2 separate regions of the Homo sapiens genome follow, and region 1 is linked to region 2. The links are chromatin contacts, found by Hi-C in ENCODE. All regions are on one chromosome and are shown on one strand. Each heading gives the region's core, a stretch centred on a gene start or an enhancer-like site at or near the end of the contact. The rest is flanking DNA. Distances are from core to core; before and after follow the strand shown. Region 1 has its middle 120 kb from the start of MIR3125. Region 2 overlaps LPIN1 (lipin 1).

Evidence for each region. Hi-C counts contacts between places; a loop is a spot of excess contacts on that map. Pooled maps may share reads with other maps.
Region 1: a loop to region 2 is called in a map of naive thymus-derived CD4-positive, alpha-beta T cell, with 6 times the contacts of the local background. The contact joins two enhancer-like sites. A Hi-C loop is called at or near these places in 1 of 168 maps with a recorded cell type or tissue (naive thymus-derived CD4-positive, alpha-beta T cell) and 5 of 50 pooled maps.

The regions. Positions count from the first base shown.
Region 1 is chr2:12,853,462-12,860,386 of GRCh38, reverse strand. No RefSeq gene overlaps it. Among named protein-coding and RNA genes, the nearest start is that of MIR3125, 120 kb to the right of the region's middle. RefSeq lists a cis regulatory region at 3,219-3,382. Within about 2 kb of position 2,951, at least 6 of the 41 ENCODE cell types and tissues checked have a DNase peak (open chromatin) inside an H3K27ac peak, as active enhancers do.
Region 2 is chr2:11,750,200-11,756,635 of GRCh38, reverse strand. The region is part of intron 1 of LPIN1 (lipin 1); the gene reads right to left. Among named protein-coding and RNA genes, the nearest start is that of LPIN1, 6.8 kb to the right of the region's middle. RefSeq lists an enhancer at 2,632-2,841. Within about 2 kb of position 2,700, at least 27 of the 41 ENCODE cell types and tissues checked have a DNase peak (open chromatin) inside an H3K27ac peak, as active enhancers do.

The DNA.
Region 1 (6,925 bases), core at 1,702-4,201, 1.1 Mb before region 2:
TGCTGTGCACAGCTGCTTCTATAAAAGTTGCCATCTAACACCACCAACTCACCCATGAATTCTTTCCTGGGCAAAGCCAAGAACCCTCTCAGGCTAAGCCCCAATTTTGCAGCCCGCCTGCCCTGTGTCAAGTTGACAGGCTCTGTGATGTGCAACCTTGATCTCTTCAAATGGATTTTTATGTGATGGATACTTTGAGGTGCCACACTTGATCTTTCAGACATCCTAATGATAAGCCTGACAGTCCCACTTTCAGCCTTACCTGTAGATTACATTTTCCTGGCAGTGCTATGGTTCTGAACTTTGCTTGGAAGCCATGTATTAATTTTGGCATCTTTTGGTGTCTGAAAAAGCTAAATAATTTTTAAACCATCCAGTCCTGGCTCCTTTAAGTTTAATAGTTGTTTCCTCAATTTATCTCTCTCCTCTTACCTTTTACTTTAAATAGCAAAATAAAAACAGGCAATACCTTAAACGCTTTGTTTGGAAAGCTTATTAGCTAAATGAAAAAGTTCATTACAAACATCTGCTTTCCACATAACTTCAGGTGACAGTGTTACTAAGCTTTCTGCCACTACATAACAAAGAAACAAGGATTGCCTTTCCTCTAGTTTTTAATAACATGTTCCTCTTTTCCTTTTGAACCCTCACTGGAAACATCTTCAAAGTCTATATTTGCACTAACAATCTGTTAGTGCAAGCAATTTAGGATTTCTGTAACATGTTCTTCAAAATCCTTTCAGTCTCTACCTTCTGCCTGTTTCTGAAGCCAACTTCACATATTTAGATATCTTTAAAGTGCATCCCACTCCTGATACCAATATCTGTTATTAGTTATCTACCTCTGTGTAAAACATTACCTCCAAACTTAGCTGCTTAAACAATACCTAATTTCTATCTCACATATTTCTATGGGGTAGTAACTAGACATGGCTTGGTGGAGCAGCTCTGACTCAGGGTCTCTCACAAGGTTAGAAACTGAAGTGTCACTGTAATGTAGTTATCTTCAGGCTCAATTAAGGGAGGATCTGCTTTTGATATGGGCCAAATTGTGTCCCCAAAAGGCATATGTTAAAGCCCTAACCTATAATACTTCAGAATGTTACTGTATTTAGAGATAGGGCATTTAAAGAGGTAATTAAGGTCAAATGAGGCCACAGGGTGGGGTCCTAATTCACTATGACTGGTGCCTTTATAAGAAGAGGGAAAGACAGGAGAGGCTCACATGCACTGAGGAAAGGCCATGTGAGAACATAGTAAGAAGCAGATGTCTGTAAGCCAAGGAGAGAGGCCCCAGGAGAAACCAACCCTGGCAACACCTTGACCTTGGATTTCTAGTCTCCAGAGAAAATAAATTTCTGTTGTTTAAGCTATTCAGTGTGTGGTATTTTGTTATGGCAGCCCCAGCCAACTAATAAAACTTCCAGGCTCACTCACATGGCTGTGGGCAGTGATTGTAGACTGCTGTTAGGAAGGGACATTTTTTTCTTTGTTAGGTAAGCCTTTCCATAGGGCAGCTCACAACATGAAACCTGCCATATGTGCATGTATGACAGAGCAAAGGAAGAGAAGGACCAGGAGAGGAAAAGAGAGAATAAGAGAAAGAGAGAGATGAAAGCCAAAGTCTTTTCACAACCTAATATCAGAAGAGATATCTCATTTATTTGCTGTTTTCAGTTAATTAGAAGTGAGTCAGTAGGTCCAGTCAACTCTCAAGGAGAGAGGATTACACCATGGTGTGAATATATGAGGGTGAGGATATCGTTCAGTTTATTGTCCACAGAAAGGCCAAAGTAAACTCTTTAAAAATGGCAATCATGTTCCTCCCAGATTGAAAAGTGGATCATAACTTTCTATGGTCCTCCAATAAAACCAACACTTCCTTTTTCTGTGGTTTTAAGACATGTCATGATTAGACTTCTTGCTCACCTCTTTAGCTTACTAACTGCCCTCCACCATATCACCTTGTTTTACATTTTTATTCTTCAAACATATTTAATTCTTCCACAACTCTGGAAATTTGTCTTTGCTTCTCCTTCTGCTTGGAGAGATCATCCTCAGATGTCCCCAGAAATTACCTCCTTTCTATTAGTCAGGTCTCAATATCACTTCCTGAGAGTGACCTTTGCCAGATATCCTCAGGTTGTTACACTGCCCCTGGCCACTTCTTATCACATTACCTAATTTCATTTTCTTCACTTGCCTATTTACTTGTTTATTGTTAGGTACTTCCACTGGAATATATGCCCATTCTTGTTCAGTTTAGTGACCTGATCCCTGGAGCAGTGCCAGACACATGCTACATATACATCAAACATGCTTGAACAGTTTATGGATGGTCTGAGTCAAGGAAGAAGGCCCTGATGCTAGGCTGGGGAGGCAGGATGACGTTTTATAAGGCCATTTTTGAACCTGGGTATAATATGTTGAAAAAAAGATCTAAAGGCACCAGGAAGCAGGTGGAAGAGTGATTAGTGGGGCAAAACCTGGAGAGAGCCCGAATGCAGAGTTGGGATTGCAGGCAACAGGGGCAATGGCAGTGGGAAGGATGGGCCTTGGCATTTTTTTTAAACCATATTTTATGGAAATATTTCTATATGTTTGTGCCTGAGTATCCCTGGCAGGAATGCAAATAAATATCTACTTTCCATTTTGAATATGACAGGGTTCATGCAATTCTATTTCTAGCCAATTCTGGCTTCTTCAAAAGAGAATGGCTATGCAGACATTGTCATAAACATGGAAGGGACTTTGTCACAAAGAGTAGGCACCTTTATCCCTTTGTTTTAAAACATATGTCCCCATAATTCTCATGCATTTGATACATATTCTGTTTGCATATTTTGAATTCCCAGAAAAATTTGTTATGTCTCTTCACTATGTACTGAGTCATAAATAGTGTACTTCTATAAACACATCAGCAAGATAGAAAAAAAAGTATGAATCGTGCTCCCAATGCCTTGGCCCTGCCACTCAGTCCTCTTAGTTTCCTATGTCTCCTTAAGAGAGGCAACAGAGAAATAAAGGGAGAAAGAGAAGCGAGAGAGAAAGAGAGAGAAATTGAGAGAGAGAAAGAGGCAGGGGAAAGAAAGAGGTTGGTGTTAATTTTGATTCTCTCTCTGGAGTGGTTGTTACCCTGTAGACAAGAATTTTATCCTGGCATGGCATTTAAAACAGGAAGTTTAAGCTACATAGCTGTGGTTTTTTGGCCTAGAATTGGGCCAACCTTTCCTTCCTTTTAGTGACTCAGATCATATACTTTTTAGAGCTAGAAAGAAACCCACTTCAGCCTCAGTTACCTGATCTGAATAAGGAAGTGGTTGAACCAGATAAGGTTTAAGAAACCCAGATCATAAAAGCCTGTGATTCTAAGCATCTGCAAGCACACGTGCACACACACACACACACACACACACAATCAGCAAGGTTCTGCTTGGAAAGCCTTGTGCATGGTACACACTCAATAAACATTTGTTTATTTGATGTTGTTTGATCTTATCTAATACAGCATCATCTGCTTTCCATTTCCAAAAAGGATGTGGATTGTTCAGCTCCTTATCCTTGCTAATTAATTCAATTCCTTCTTTTCATGGACAAAATGCTATGCGTGCACAGAGGAGGGAGGTACGAGTTTAGTAGGGACAGCTAAAAAGGAAGCTCCACAGAAGAGGTGATATTTCAGTCCTGAGGCATAAGTAGAAGTTTGACAAACAAAAAGAGATGAGGAAAGGCATCTGAGGACAAGAGAACAATCTAGTACAAAAACTTGAGGTATATGGGTCTGGTATATTAGGGAATCCTGAAATGTGGGGTGACTGAAGAGATGTTCAGGAAATTAGACCATACAGACAATGGACATGTTTTGTATTTGCCCATCTGCTGTCTGTTCCCCTCTCTGCTAACATCCCTTCATCTCTCTGGGAACTTCTTCCATCCCTCTCAGGCTTGTGTGTTGGGTTAGCCTGACCCCTACCCCCGGTCTCTACAGAAAGATGTGTGTCCCAAGTCCGGCCAGCCACAGCACTGAATCCCTCCACTCTCCAGGTTTATAAATTACTCAAGTAGGACCAATCCTACTCAATGGAATCAGGATTCCCTACTAAAGCAAATGGGAAGGAAGAACTGTTGCTCTGTGGACATCGCTAAAAGGGTAGCCTGAGGCTGTAGGTGGCTATTTTGCCAATACCTGCAGTAACCCCACCTGAGAATACAGCCATCATCACATAAGCAAAGCAGAACCAAGAGAGATTCTTGGTGAAATGCTTTCATCACCTGCTTCAGATTTCTCAAAGGGAGAGCTACTGTCATTCTGGGTAAATTTTTTAAAAATCCTCCTTGGGTGGGATGTTTTGCCCACTGCCCCACCTGCACATCCTTGGCAGATGCCCTGAACGCCACCCCCCACCCAGTTGTGATAAAGCACCCTCATGTGTTTCCAAATAGCCCCTATGGAGATGGCGTTGCCACAGGGAAGAACCTGATCTGTATGCAGTCTTGCCTACCTTGGTAGTTCAAAAGTCTATTTTTTTTTTTTTCAGTTTGGTTTTGGTTTGGCAGCTTGAACTGGGTTTCTGTCACTTGCAAGTAAAATGTTCTAACTACTTCAAAGAAGTAGGGGTCAAATGGTGAGCCTTGTCTCTACTTGCATCCTTTATTATCTGATTCATGAATGTGTGTGTGTGTGTGTGTGTGTGTGTGTGTGTTATCTTGAGAAGCATAAGAGGTAGGCAACATTAATAGTGAAACTAGACAACCCTAATTTGCTGAGTGTTAGATGTCACTTTAATGTCAAAACCCTTGGGGCTAAAAAAGATGTGACAAGGGAAAGTAAGAAGGGGCCCAAATCCCAAGTAACTTGAGAAATTGTACCTTGACATAAAATAAGCTTTAAAACCAAGATACCCAGGCAGGATATTTAAAATATTCATCAAGCAATTTAGCAAGAGAATAAAAATGAACCCATCAGTAAAAATGGATTACAGTGGGTAAAAAATGGGACGATTAGCCCTATATCCAGGAACTCACAGGATTCTCACTAAGGCTTCATTGTTATATCATCAGAGTATCTTAATATAACTTTGCTTTTCACAACAATATCCATTAGAATTTTTCTTTCTTTTAGTAACCAACTCCTTCACAGTTAGTCCAGCACCAAAGGAGAGGATCTTACGTTTCAGGCCAGTGTGATGGTCAATGTTCTTTCATCATTTCTCACTGATTTTGCATGCGGATTTTTCTTTCCCTATGTAATCTACCAGTACAGATAGCTTATTAAAAAACTGATCTTAAGGAGAACAAATGTGATGATGATTAATGTGCACATATATAGTTTTTCTCTTTTGTTTTATCTCTTTTTCTTATTTCTTTCTCCTTATAAAGAAACCCATAGAGTTTTCTTTGCTTGGGAAGCATTAAACCCTGTAATCTCTTGTTTCCTCTCATTTAAAAATGTGTCTTACTACTTTCTCAAAAGAGAAAAAAATAACTGTCTTTTCCAGTTTCCTTCAGTTAGTTGCTTTCCCCTAAAATAATCCATTCACACAAAAGCACTCATGAGCAATATATAATTTACTAGAGATTGCATCGAGCCAGCAGAGGGTTTATGTTGGCCCAGCCAATAACAAATTGAAATCTTCCTTAGACTTTGCTGTGGTGCCACAAATTTTCCATAGTGGGGGCTGAATGGTGATTCTCTCTCTTCCTTCTCCAGAGCCTCTCCCTGCCTTGCCTGCTCTCTTTATTCTATCTTTAGTCTTCATATTGAGAGGTGACAGCATGCCGGCAGCCCTCACTCGCTCTCCGTGCCTCCTCGGCCTCGGCGCCCACTCTGGCCGGGCTTGAGGAGCCCTTCAGCCTGCCTCTGCACTGTGGGAGCCCCTCTCTGGGCTGGCCGAGGCCACAGCCAGCTCCCTCTGCTTGCGGGGAGGTGTGGAGGGAGAGGGGTGGGCAGGAACCAGGGCTGCGCACAGTGCTGGCAGGCCAGCACGAGTTCTGGGTTGGCGCGGCTCAGCAGGCCCCGCACTCAGAGTGGCCGGCCAGTGCCGCCAGCCCAGGCAGTGAGGGGTTTAGCACCTGGGCCAGCAGCTGTGGAGGGTGCACCGGGTCCCCCAGCACTACCGGCCCACCAATGCCGCTCGAATTCTTGCTGGGCCTCAGCCACCTCTCCTCGGGCAGGGCTCTGGACCTGCAGCCCGCCATGCCCGAGCCCCCCGCGGTGTGTTCCCACGGGGCCAAGCCTCCCCGACGAGCGCTGCTCCCTGCTCCACGGCGCTGGGTCCCATCAACCACCCAAGGGCTGAGGAGTGCGGGCGCACCACGTGGGACTGGCAGGCAGCTCCCGTCCAGGATCCACTAGGTGAAACCAGCTGGGCTCCTGAGTTTAGTGGGGACTTGCAGAACTTCTATGTGTAGCTGGAGGATTGTATACACACCAATCAGCATCCTGTGTCTTCCTCAAGGTTTGTAAATGCACCAATCAGCACTCTGTATCTAGCTAATCTAGTGGGCACTTGGAGAACCTTTATGTCTAGCTAAGGGATTATAAATACACCAATCAGCACTCTGTGTCTAGCTCAAGGTTTGTAAATACACCAATCAGCACTCTGTAAGTAGCTAATCTGGTGGGGACTTGGAGAAACCTTTATGTCTAGCTAAGGGATTGTAAACACACCAATCAGCACTCTGTGTCTAGCTTGGGGTTTGTGGGTGCACCAATCAGCACTCTGTATCTAGCTAATCTGGTGGGGACTTGGAAAACTTTTATGTCTAGCTAGGGGATTGTAAATACACCAATCAGCACTCTGTGTCTAGCTCAAGGTTTGTAAATACACCAATAAGCACTCTGTGTCTAGCTCAAGGTTTGTAAATGCACCCATCAGTGCTCTGTGTCTAGGTAATCTACTGGGGACTTGGAGAACTTTTGTGT
Region 2 (6,436 bases), core at 1,451-3,950:
CACCTGAGGTCAGGAATTCGAGACCAGCCTGGCCAACATGGTCAGGCTCTCTACAAAATACCCCATCTCTACAGAAATACAAAAATTAGCATGATGGTGAGTGCCTGTAATCCCAGCTACTCGAGAGGCTGAGGCAGGAGAATTGCTTGAACCCAGGAGGCAGAGGTTGCAATGGGCTGAGATCACGTCATTGTACTCCAGCCTGGGCGACAGAGTGAGACTCCATCTCAAAAAAATATAAAATAAATAAATAAATAAAGGGATTTGAATTATTTTAGTCCACGCCTCTTAATGGACAATTCAGGAATCTGCTGTTCCACTCATTTATTATGCAAGTAAATAACAATGATTTTAATTCCCTTTCTAGTTCCTTCAACTAGAACATTACCTAAGGCACGTTATCTGGGACATAACAGTGGGTCCATTTTCACATTGTGGGTTTGCTCCTTGGAAATGAAATGATGTCATGGTAAGCAACATCTAATTATATATAAGACTGGCCGAGCAAATGCAAATGCAAAACTGTCTCAATAAATGTACTCTTACAATCCCCGTTTTTGTTCATCTTTCTCACTTGTACTTTTCTTCCTACTCTCCTTTCTTTAAGAACTAAGTGGCCAGGCGTGGTGGCTTATGCCTGTGATCCCAGCACTTTGGGAGGCCAAGGCGGGCAGATCATGAGGTCAGGAGACCGAGATCATCCTGGCTAACACGGTGAAACCACGTCTCTACTAAAAATACAAAAAATAAGCCAGGCACAGTGGCACGCACCTGTAGTCCCAGCTACTCAGGAGGCTGAGGCAGGAGAGTCGCTTGAACCCAGGAGGCGCAGCTTGCAGTGAGCCGAGACGGCGCCACTGAACTCCAGCTTGGGCGACAGAGCGAGACTCTGTCTCAAAAAAAAAAAAAAAAGAACTAAGTGTCTTGCAGGAGTTGAACAATAATTACCCCTCAAATCTGGATTTCCACCTGCCTCCTCCATTTCCTCCCCCGGCTGTCCAGGTATATGACCCCTTCATAAACATGCCCACACAACTCTATCTTTCAGCCTCAACCTTCTCCTCAGCCCTCCAGCCCAGCCATCCAGGGCAGTAGCTTGATCAATATTACTGTCATTTGTCAAGTGGCTGAACAGACATCTGTCTACCAAGTGAGTCTTCTCTCCTTGAGGACAGGGACGAGGCTTGCTCATTTCTGACGCGGTACCTGCCCCATCGCAGGGCCCATCTCAAGCAAGAAACTTTTATTTTTGGTCCCATCACGACATTCCAGAGTGTAAAACAGCAAGATGCACCCACCACCCTCAAAGTAGCTTGGCAAGTCGGGGCACGAGGGGGAAAAGCACTAAAATTTAAAAATGAGAAGAAATGGCCGGGCGCGGTGGCTCATGCCTGTAATCCCAGCACTTTGGGAGGCTGAGGCGGGCGGATCACGAGGTCAGGAGATCGAGACCATCCTGGCTAACATGGTGAAACCCCGTCTCTGCTAAAAATACAAAAAAGATTAGCCGGGCATGGTGGCGGGCGCCTGTAGTCCCAGCTACTTGGGAGGCTGAGGCAGGAGAATGGCGTGAACCCGGGAGGCAGAGCTTGCAGTGAGCCGAGATCGTGCCACTGCACTCCAGCCTGGGTGACTCCGTCTCAAAAAAAAAAAAAAAAATTAGAAGAAATGAAGAAGACAGCAGGAATTGTTCTCTGCCAGAGCATAAATTTCACAAGACAATGCTCCCAAACAAAATTCACTGCAAACAGTTTAAATAAACAGCTGTGACACCTAAGGGTAAGACTGAAAAGCAGAAATGACACAAAATTGGGGGTCGGAAGGCCTGGCTGTGAGTGTTAACTTCTGGCATTTACCAGCTATGTGTGTGGGAGCAGGGTATTAACACAATGGCTCTGACTGAGCCCACCAGGCTGTCATCCTCAGTGGTCAACACAACGACTAGTTTGGAAAGGTCTTTGCTCCTGGACAACACATGCAAAATCTTATTATTGTCATGACCTCCCATAGGAGGTGGCTACAGAAGCAAGGCTCAGGGTTGGCCCTGGATGTGACACCTTCAAAACTGCTCTCACCCGCAGCATCACCACTCCCTGACAGAGCCTCTCAGAAGGTAAAGTCAAAAGCCATTGTTCAAAACCTTCCCTACAACCCTTAAGGACTTAGAAAGGCCGAAACACCCTCCTGGGTTCAGTCTGTGATTGAAGACTTCTCTGGCACTTGCTCAGCTCCGAGTGATTCATCATTTCCTGGAGAGAAGCTACCCAAAACCCACTCACTGCCCAGAGAGCAAACACGATCTGTCACATCTGCCCTCACGGCAGGTGCTTAAAGGGCACCTGTGGGCTTAAGGCACATCCAAGGAGCCTGGTGATTCAAAAGCCAACCTAATATCACTCTGGGATGGGGTGCCCCTTATCTGTGTTCCTGTTATCAGCAGGAAATTACAGCTCTCAGATACAGACCTGGCTGCTGCTCGTGGGGCCAACGGATCATGTCAGGACAACTAAATGACCACCCCTGGCACCCTTCCTCTAGGGAAGGCACTGTCGGCTCCCCAGCTGGGCTTGACAGGGACGATTTTGGGGCTTCCTGCTCACTGCCCTAGCCGCCCTCCTCTGAGCACACTACAGTCAGTGTCTCAGCACCTGGGGACTCTATCTGTGGTCCGCCCAGCACTGGATAAAGTCACAAACATCACGCTGTTACTGGTGTTCGCCGAGATCACATCCACCTTGGAGGTTTACAAGACAAATGAGGATTTTCATCCAAAGCATTTAAAAACACAAAAAGCTTCTAGGAAGTGCCCAAAATGGTATCATGACTAATAAGACTTGCATGAAAATGAAATTGATTTATAAATAGTGTTAGCTTCCTCCTGTAATTTACACTTACGGCAAAGAGGAAGTCTTTTCAGAGCATTGTGGACTGATACTTAACGGCGGTTGATAAGGGTGATGAATTACCTGTGACAAAAGAGGAAGTCTGGCTCAGACTCAGGGTGATACAGGGAAAGGAACACAGACAGAAAGTCAGGCCACCTGGGCAGCAGCCCACGCCCTGCTGTAACTGGCACACACTTATAGGCAGCTGCTGCCCTCTGCCAGGTCTGGATTGACTGAGTCCACCAGCGTCCCTGTGGTTAAACTGTCCTGGCCAGAGTGCCTTGAGGAGCTTCTTAAACAGAAGAGCACAGCTCTGCATCCATCACTACCTGCTGGGAAATTGGGGACTTTCTTGGCATGCCAGGGTTCGTGAGACATTCCCGTCCAAAATACAAAAACTCACTAGAAAAGCTGGAGATGCTTTAAAAGGCCTGCAGGTCAGAGGCCCTGCAAGTCAGAGGCCTTTTAAAGGTCTTTCAATACTTCCTGACAAAAGTGATGAAAGAGCAAAAACAGCCAGCCCTGGGGTCCCGCCACCAAAGCCCTGCCTGTGTTAGGCAGGTGGGAAATTTTGCAGCTCTTGCAGTGAGCTTCCAGGGTGGCAAAGTGGCAGGCGTCTCCTCCTCCAGCACACCCCCACCCTGCTCATCCCCCTCCTTGCCCAGGGACAGGAGGGCGTTCCCATAATTAAGCTCATCTGTAGAACTCCAGCACACAGCAGACGCTCCAAAGCATTCACGACCGCAATTTCATACAGTTCCAGAAAGGACAGCACTGCGGACACTGTCAGGATGAGGTGACAGAGGTCACATGGTTTCTTGCCTCACGATTAAATTAGAAAATTCCACATTTATTCCAAAATTGGCAGAATCCATCTCCAGGCTTCACAAATTGCCAAGAAACGCTGCTTTCTTGGAACTGCCAAAATTCAAAACCCCTGCCACAGCTTTCCTAACCCCACAATTTTTGCCAACACCAGCCACCTCTAGAAGATTAAGGTCAGTTTAAAATGGCCTTGGAGGCCGGGCGCGGTGGCTCACGCCTGTAATCCCAGCACTTTGGGAGGCCGAGGCGGGCGGATCACGAGGTCAGGAGATCGAGACCATCCCGGCTAAAACGGTGAAACCCCGTCTCTACTAAAAATACAAAAAATTAGCCGGGCGTAGTGGCGGGCGCCTGTAGTCCCAGCTACTTGGGAGGCTGAGGCAGGAGAATGGCGTGAACCCGGGAGGCGGAGCTTGCAGTGAGCCGAGATCCCGCCACTGCACTCCAGCCTGGGCGACAGAGCGAGACTCCGTCTCAAAAAAAAAAAAAAAATGGCCTTGGAACAGCTCAAAAGAAAAAATGGACAAAACATATAGACAGTTCACATTTGGCCAATAATATATGAGAGAGATATTCAACCCCATTCATAATTAAAGATACAGGAATCGAAAGAGGCCTTTCAGATGGTCCAAAATCAAAGCATTTCATTAAAACCCCAGGGCCCATGAAAAGTAGGAGAATCAGACATCGTCACTCACTACTAACAGGGTCATAAATGGGGTAAGCAATGTGGCAATGCCCATCTTTTGGGGCACCTATTGGCAAACCCTAGCAACTATACCGCTGGGAACTGATTGTACAAATACAGTAAGATCCGTGTACAAAAACAGTAACTGTAGCATTAATTGTAATAGGGAAAATCAGAAATAACTTAATATCTGTATGACTCTGGCTTAATAAATTATGGGCCATCCACATTGTAAAATGGAATATTATGAGGCTGATAATAAAATGGTAGAGAGGTAGCTCCATAAATATTAACATGAAAATGTATATATAGAATGAAAACAGGTACAAAAATACTTATAATATGGACCCATTGTGGTTTTTTGTTTGTTTGTTTTGTTTTGTTTTGAGACGGAGTTTCGCTGTGTTACTCAGGCTGGAGGGCAGTGGCGCAATCTCGGCTCACTGCAAGCTCCGCCTCCCAGGTTCACGCCAATCTCCTGCCTCAGCCTCCCGAGTAGCTGGGACTACAGGCGCCTGCCACCAGCCTGGCTAATTTTTTTGTATTTTTAGTAGAGACGGGGTTTCACCATGTTAGCCAGGATGGTCTTGATCTCCTGACCTCGTAATCCACCCATCTCGGCCTCCGAAAGTGCTGGGATTACAGGCGTGAGCCACCGCGCCCAGCTGGACCCATTTTTAAAAAATTACATTTGTACATATTTTGATATGCATAAAAAAATTCTGGAATGAGATACATACAAAACAAGATTCACAAGATTCACCCCTGGGGACCAGCCTGGGAAAAGGAGGAAGAGATCTTCACTTTTTATCATAAATACTTCCCATAGTGTTGCTTTCTAGCTTGTGTTTTTTATGTCTGCATGTATTTCATGTCAATTATTAGTAACCTCAGAGAACTGGGAGTGAAGGATGGAAAACTCTGGTCCACTCAGTCTCAGGGTCTCCATCACTGAAACCACTGAGACAGGACAGGGTGCTGGACAGGGGTACTCCTGCTTTGGAGGGAAGGTCAGATGAGTGATCACTCAGCTCCTCCAGCGCTGACACTTTGCAACCCTCAGATACCACAACCCCAGGTGACGCTTGTTCTCACGTTCCTGCCAAGAAATACAAATGGCCTGGATAAAGGTGGGTGTAGACATCTAAATATGGTATGACAACTATGCTGAGCAAAACAGCCCAAGGCTTTGACTCCGATCCTTTGGCTCTTAATTATTTAGCTCACTGATTAAGGACAGGACGTTCTTTTCCTTCAAAGACCCAATGGCACATTCTCTCTACGCACTTTCAAGAGCCCTCTGTCCAAATTCGTGTCTTGGTCAAAAAGAATGCTCTGCCCTTATAACTTTATTTCTGTATTACCCCCCACCCCTACCACACCCCAGCAATTGGGAGGTGGGCATATATCACCTGGGTGTTCCAGGGCACTATTAGGAGACAATATAGCTCAGCAGGTAAGAGCGCAGGCTCTGGAGGTATTCAAATCCTGCCTCCACCTTCCACTAACTCTGTGATCAAAGACAGGTTACTAAGCTCTCTGCACTGCAGTTTCGCATCTATTTTATAAAAAGGGATGACATCAGCACAGCCACCTCATAGGACTGTTGTGAGGCAGTAAATGTAAAGTACTTTTCAAAGCACATGCACCAAATAAAAACCACGTGCTAATTCTGTGACCACAAACTGGTTCCAGACAAAATCCGGTCTTTGAATAACGTCTCTTGCCAGAGGGGACTTTGTATATATCACCTATTTAAATAGTACCTTCCCAAAAAGACAGAGGCAAAGAATATTACTAGTTAAAATGAATACAGAACTATTTGAAGGCTATGCCTACATTCCACATTCTCATTTGCCCAAAATCTGAGCCCAAAGAGGCCACCCCGAGACTGGTGGCATTCTGGCATTGCACAGAGTCCAATGGTGGGACATTGTTTTGCCAGAACAGTTGTCTGGGCGCCTGTCTTGTCTGGTGCCCATTATCCTAAAACCCTTGTTGCTTGTCTCCTGTCTTGTAAACTGAAGACCTACAGCCT